Linked DNA regions of Mus musculus: region 1 is linked to region 2. The links are chromatin contacts, found by Hi-C in ENCODE. All regions are on one chromosome and are shown on one strand. The core of a region is the stretch at or near the end of the contact, and the rest is flanking DNA. Distances in the headings are between cores, read along the strand shown.

Evidence for each region. Hi-C counts contacts between places; a loop is a spot of excess contacts on that map.
Region 1: a map of regulatory T cell shows a loop between it and region 2 (3-fold over the local background). The contact joins the enhancer-like site here to the promoter of Wdr31 in region 2. A Hi-C loop is called at or near these places in 1 of 37 maps with a recorded cell type or tissue (regulatory T cell).

What each region holds. Positions count from the first base shown.
Region 1 is chr4:62,753,518-62,756,568 of GRCm38, forward strand. No RefSeq gene overlaps it. Among named protein-coding and RNA genes, the nearest start is that of Gm30699, 20 kb to the right of the region's middle. Within about 2 kb of position 1,439, at least 1 of the 3 ENCODE cell types and tissues checked has a DNase peak (open chromatin) inside an H3K27ac peak, as active enhancers do.
Region 2 is chr4:62,469,570-62,472,514 of GRCm38, forward strand. It overlaps Wdr31 (WD repeat domain 31), which reads right to left and starts at 1,330. Exons shown (of 11, transcript NM_023597.3): 1 at 1,250-1,330.

The DNA of each region.
Region 1 (3,051 bases), core at 189-2,688, 280 kb after region 2:
GGAGGAGTTCCTGTCCTTCACTGTCTCCATGGTGATCATAACTGCATCAGGAGGCATGATACTACAAGGACACAGCATCTCCTTAGGACAATGGTGAGGATCCTAGGCATGGAACAGAAGACTGCTGTCACGTAGGGTAGAGAGTTCTCATTACTCCCTCCCCTGCACGGCCCAAGAGGACGTGGGGGAACATCCATGGATAGAAAACCACACACTGCCATTGTCACCTGTGAGCTGAGGTTGTGTTCTCTTAATGCACTTATGTTTGTAAGTATCAAGCGGAGGTTCAGAGAGAGTAACGGAGTTGCCCCGTATCCCCCAGCCGTGCTGGACCTGGGACCTGAATCCCAGATCATCCCCACTGTCAAGTTCATTTCCCCTCTTCTGCTTTCTCTGTGTGCTTTGCTCTCTTTCTCAGTGAGGCAAGACCCCATGTCCCATGTTCCATCTGGGTCAAGACTCCCATACCCCAAGGGAAATTTTGAGGTGAGAAAAAGATGCTGCAAGGTCATGGGGCAAAAGATTACAGGGTGAGGGTGCCTTCCTCTCTCATTCTCTTTGGACATCCTTCATCCTCCAGCGGAGGACAATTCCCTTGCATTCTGAGACAACTGCTCATCCCTGGGTTTTCTCTGTCACAGCTTTATTTGCTTCCTTGGACTAGATCTGTTTGCATTTGGAATCCCAGTGTCCAGCTCAGGGACTGGTACACAGTAGGCAAATGCGTGTGTCACCTATGGCTGCGTCATGGCTGTGGAGGAGGATGGACTGGGCTGAGATCTGTGGCCATTGTCTTCCTTTTGAGTTGCTACGGCATCGAGAACAGCTCCTACACTGAACTTCACCCTAGTTTGCTTTCTATTGCAGTGATAGACTGTGGCCGACAGCATCCTGGGGAGGAGTGGGCTCATGGGTTTATAGATCCCAGTCCGCATTTAATCATTAAGGGATGTCAGGACAGGAACTCAAGCAAGAGCAGAGGCAGGAGCCACAGAGGAAAGCTACCCACTGGCTGGCTCAGCTTGCTTTCTTAGACCACCTGCCCAGGGGTGGCACCACCTACAGGGACCTAGGCTCTCCCACATCAATCACAGACCAAGAAAATGCCTCCACAGACTTGCCCGCAGGCCAATCTAATGGAGACAGTGCCTCATCTTCCCTTCTCCCCAGATGACACTAATTTGTGTCAAGTTGACAACAAAACCAAACAACCCCTCCCCAAACCACCCGCCACACACAAATAAAACACTCCAAATTAACAAGCACAGCACAGCACCCCCAGGGTACCCTCACTATTAGAATGAAGTTCACAGGGCTGGTTGAGAACCGGCTAACCTAGTGGCCACAGCTGGGTAGTCACGCTGTCCTGCTAGTGAGGCTAGGCCACCCTGACCTCCCTTCACTGCCCTTCTGTACTGAAATAGACTTCCAGATGGCCCCCTAGAGAAATGGCTGCTAGAGTCTCAGAACACACAGCCCAGCCTATGGGGTTTGAGCCCTTGGAATCGAGGAACTGAGGCTGGTAGGTGGGGCTGGCAGAGCAGGCCACATTCCTACTTCTCTTCCAGTTTTCCTCTACTTGCTCAGTGCCCATGGGACTTCCAATTCACCCTGTGTAGGAATCCCCCCAAACCTTCCACTGGCTACAGTGGGAACTGTTGAGTAAGAGTAATAGGGACTGCCTTTATTTTTGCCCACGAGAGGAATAATAGCAGCACCTACTGTGTTCTGGAATGCAACAGTGCATAAGGCATTTGGCGTAGGTTGGCTTTGTCATTCTCATGATGTGATTTGACAAATCCCCACTGCAGTCAGGAGCCAGGATTCAGGAGGGCTGTGCCTAGGTTATACTAGTAGGAAGCAGTCAAGTAAATTTGAGTGGCTTTCTTGCCTCCGGACTCGCACTTGCAGCCAAGGGTTGGCCACACCTCTGGGTTCCTGTCTTCTGTGTCTATTCCTGGGTCTTTTTTTCACACCTCCTCACCCCCTATGAGGGCCCTGGTTCATAGGGTCAAGGAAGCAGGTGGCCTGTGGGGGTCTAGGCTGAGAGGAAACATGGTTTCAGGAGAACTAGGCAAAAACCATATGGGAGGACCCAGTGCCCCCCACCCCAGGCCTCTGTCTCCTTGGTAACTGGCACCATGCAGCCCTCTCCAGGCCCCTGCGAGCCTTCAAGGCTGTGGGCCAAGGCCTTGGCAGATGGCTGACAGGATGCTGATTGGAAGCAGATGTGTGGGCGTGTCTGGCTGTGGGCCCAGAGGAGCTCCACATCTGGAGCCCTGGGGCTTGGAGTGGGGGGGATGCTCAGATGGTGAGAGGGACTTAGGGTGGGTGGGACTCAGACTCACTCCCTCACTCAGACCCCAGTGTTTTAGTGCACTTGGCCCCAGAAAGAAGAAATAGCTTCAATTTTCTCTGTGTACTCTGAAACTGGTTCTAAGCCAACCGTGGTTAGAAATCAACATCCGGTCTCTTCTACATTTTTTCACATGGGGAAACTGAGGCCCAGGGAGGAGCTAGGATGAGGACATGCTACGGCAAGTGGGGTGACTCAACCTGACATGGCTGTAGCCATCTTGGTGATACTCACCATTTTCCCTGCCTGCTGACCCTGGACCTCATCTCAGGCTCCAGGGTTCAGGACAGGTTGCTGTGACAGGCAGGTGAGCCGGGGGATGCCTGGGCTGTTTCTCAGCTGAGCTTCACTTGTTCATGGCTTTAGTTTTAGAGAGTGCTGAGGGACATCCTGCTTGGCTGCTGTTCATTTCTGCTCAGCCTTTTCTGGAAACTTCTTTGTCCCACTAGTGTGTCCCCAGGATCCTTTAGTTTTGCTATTGCCTATGACACTTTTCTGTTCTGAGTGCTGGACAGACTGCACATCATGTATTCATGGGTCTGCTCTCTCTCTCTCTCTCTCTCTCTCTCTCTCTGTGTGTGTGTGTGTGTGTGTGTGTGTGTGTCCGGGCACACATGTGTGTGCACACACATGTATATGCTTATGCTTGCCTGTAGAGGCCAGAGGTCAACAATGAGTGTCTTCTTTAATTTCTC
Region 2 (2,945 bases), core at 80-2,579:
CTCAGAAAATCCTCTTTCGGTTATGTAGTACACAATTCCTTTATAGCCTTTGATACAACTGTGATCCATAGAGCTAACTTGCTGTCATGGGGGCAGAACTGAGTGAAATGAATCTTATTTCAGTAGACTTTTCTCATCCTGTCTGTAGACACACACACACACAAAGATTCAAAACAACAACAACAACAACAAAAAACCTCTCATATGATCCTAGTGACTTGAGATGTCTTATACAAACATTTGCAGTCTGACACAGTATTAACCCAAATATTGAAGAAATGACGCTGTAAAATGTACTACTTAGCAAGGTAGTGAGATGCCCCTTGCCTCTTCACCTACCATGAATCACACAAGACTGAGCAAGTTCCCCGTGACTTGTTATCGAAAAGAACTCTTCCCACTCGGGTTTATTCTAAGAATGTGCCTACTAGGCCTGACTTTTCTTGTGATATATTCTTTTTAATAAATCTCTGTGTATGTGTTCTGGCCTAGCAAGTATGATCACTGAGACTTTTAACATGGCGCTAGTTGTGTACATGATTATTATTATTTTTTTTTTTTTTTTTTGAGACAGGGTTTTACTGTGTAGCCCTGGCTGTCATGGAACGAACTCACTCTGTAGACCAAGCAGGCTGTCCAAGAACTCAGAGATCTGCCTGCTTCTACCGCCTCAATGCTGGGACTAAAGGCATGCACTGCCACTTCCCAACTGGTATAAATGATTTTTTTTTTAAATCCACGCTCTCTTCCCAAATCTTTCACATGGATGTCTATCTAACCTATACTCTCTGTGACTAAGACATCTACACCAGTGTTCAAAGATTAACAAACGACTCGCAGAAGCTTATAGGAGGTGGACTGGTTTGACTCTAATGATAATGTAAAGGAAAAGATTCAGACAGTAAGAGGATTTACAAGACACCCGGTCTCACTGAGGGTCGGCGCTAGATCAGAACTCCCAACGTTGAGGACCATCAGCGTGCAGTTCTTTGTTGTCTTGTTTGTTTTCTTTCTGGCCCTTCAGATTATAAATGCTCCTACTCCTGTCCATTATCTGAACTGCTAAAGCTTACTTTCATGTGCACGTGCCAGGGGAGGATTACGCCAAGATGGAAGCAGGTGAAACCAGGTCCTACACATACCCTCCCAGACCTCCTCCTCACTTCGGGTGGGTGGCTGGCTACCGCTGGGGAGAGCGCGAAGATGCCCCCCGATGCTCCCTCTCTCCCACCTCGGGCTCCATACCCACCGGTGGGCTAGCACCGAGGCCCGAAAGCACGGGTAGCAGGCATCCTTAGCTTCCACAGGTTCCCGCGCCTCCGCCCCTAGCAACCAGGCGCGCGTCGCTAGGGCGGGAGTTCCACCTAAACGCTCCGGGCGTCCACGGCAGCCCCGGAACCCAGGTTCCACGTGCCGGAAGTCCCTCAGGGGCCGAGCCGAGAGAGCGTATTTTCCTTTTCTAATTTGATGGTATGTGAATATTCTATGCAGGGGAGGTTTGTGCTTAACCACGCTACATGAACATGAAGCACCTGTATCCTCCAAGAAAAGCGGTGATATCTGTCGTAGCCACAGCGAGTAAGCGATTAATAAGTGTCACTTTGTAATTATTATTCGCCCAGAAAATTTATTTTAAATGTCCCTGAATATAGACAGAGATTTTCTCCATTGAACATTTCCCAAACATCTTAATCCATTCCTCTCATTTGGCATGTGTGTGTTTATTTTTACTAATTTTTCTAAATAGATAAAGTAATGAGTTTCAAATATATGGAAGGTTTTGATTGTGCCGTTCGCCTTTGTGTGGGGACCATGTTAATTTGTTTTCTGTGTCAATCCACTTTTTAAAAAACGGTTTGAAAATAACTTATTTTATAAGTGTGAGTGCTTTATCTGCATATACATATATATATATATATATATATATATATATATATATATATATATATATAATTTGTGTGCCTACTGAGTTCTAATCCTACAGAACGTGAGTTACCGATGGTTGTGAGCTCGATGGTTGTGAGCTGCCCTGTGGGTTTTGGGAACTGAACCTGTGTCTTCTGCAGGTGCTATAAGTGCTCTTAACCGCTGAGCCATCTCTCCAGTTCCTATATTGTTCCAATTTTAACACATGTGCTGCCAAACTGAATACTTTTCACTTTGTTTTTCATCAAACTGGGATGAGCCAGCACCACAAACAAAAAGACTGTCAGTACCTTCTTCAGATTCAAATGGGAAGGTACTAACAAAAGACTAACATCTCGAGAGATGACTTAGCGGTTAAGAGATCCTGAGTTCAATTCCCAGCAACCTCATGACAGCTCATAACCATGTGGGATCTGATGCTCTCTTCTGGAACACAGGTGTGCATGTTCTAGCTCTACAGGTAGAGCACTCATATTCACAAAATAAATAAATCTTTTAAAAAATAGTTGTTAGGTAAATTTTGGAGTCAGTGTATAACCCATTGCTATGGCAAAATACTAGCAGTAGAATAGACTTCTACTGATTTCTACAAAATACTGTATTTCTACAAAATACTGGCAGTAGAATAGACTTCTACTGATTTGGGTCAAGTACAAACTAAGGTGTTAGAGTCTACTCCCAAAGCACTCTGTTCTGGGATACAACCACTTTGAGAAATGCTTCTGGCATCTGATCCTTCCAAACTGGTATCTGTAGTCACACTTGTCCCGGAGCCTCATCTGTCTTCCGCCTACTTCTTGCTCTTCTCCATCTGACTATCTAAAAGACACCTCTTCCTTGACATGACTCACAGACATCATCTTCTGCCTAAACCTGTTCTTTTCTTTCTCTAAACACTGGGCATTACCACCCATTAATCACTCAAGCCACAAACCTAGGAGTCATTTGTAACTGCCTCTCAGGAGCAATCCTCTGTTGCAGGATATTTGATCACACTGTGAACTGGGAGACTGGATTGT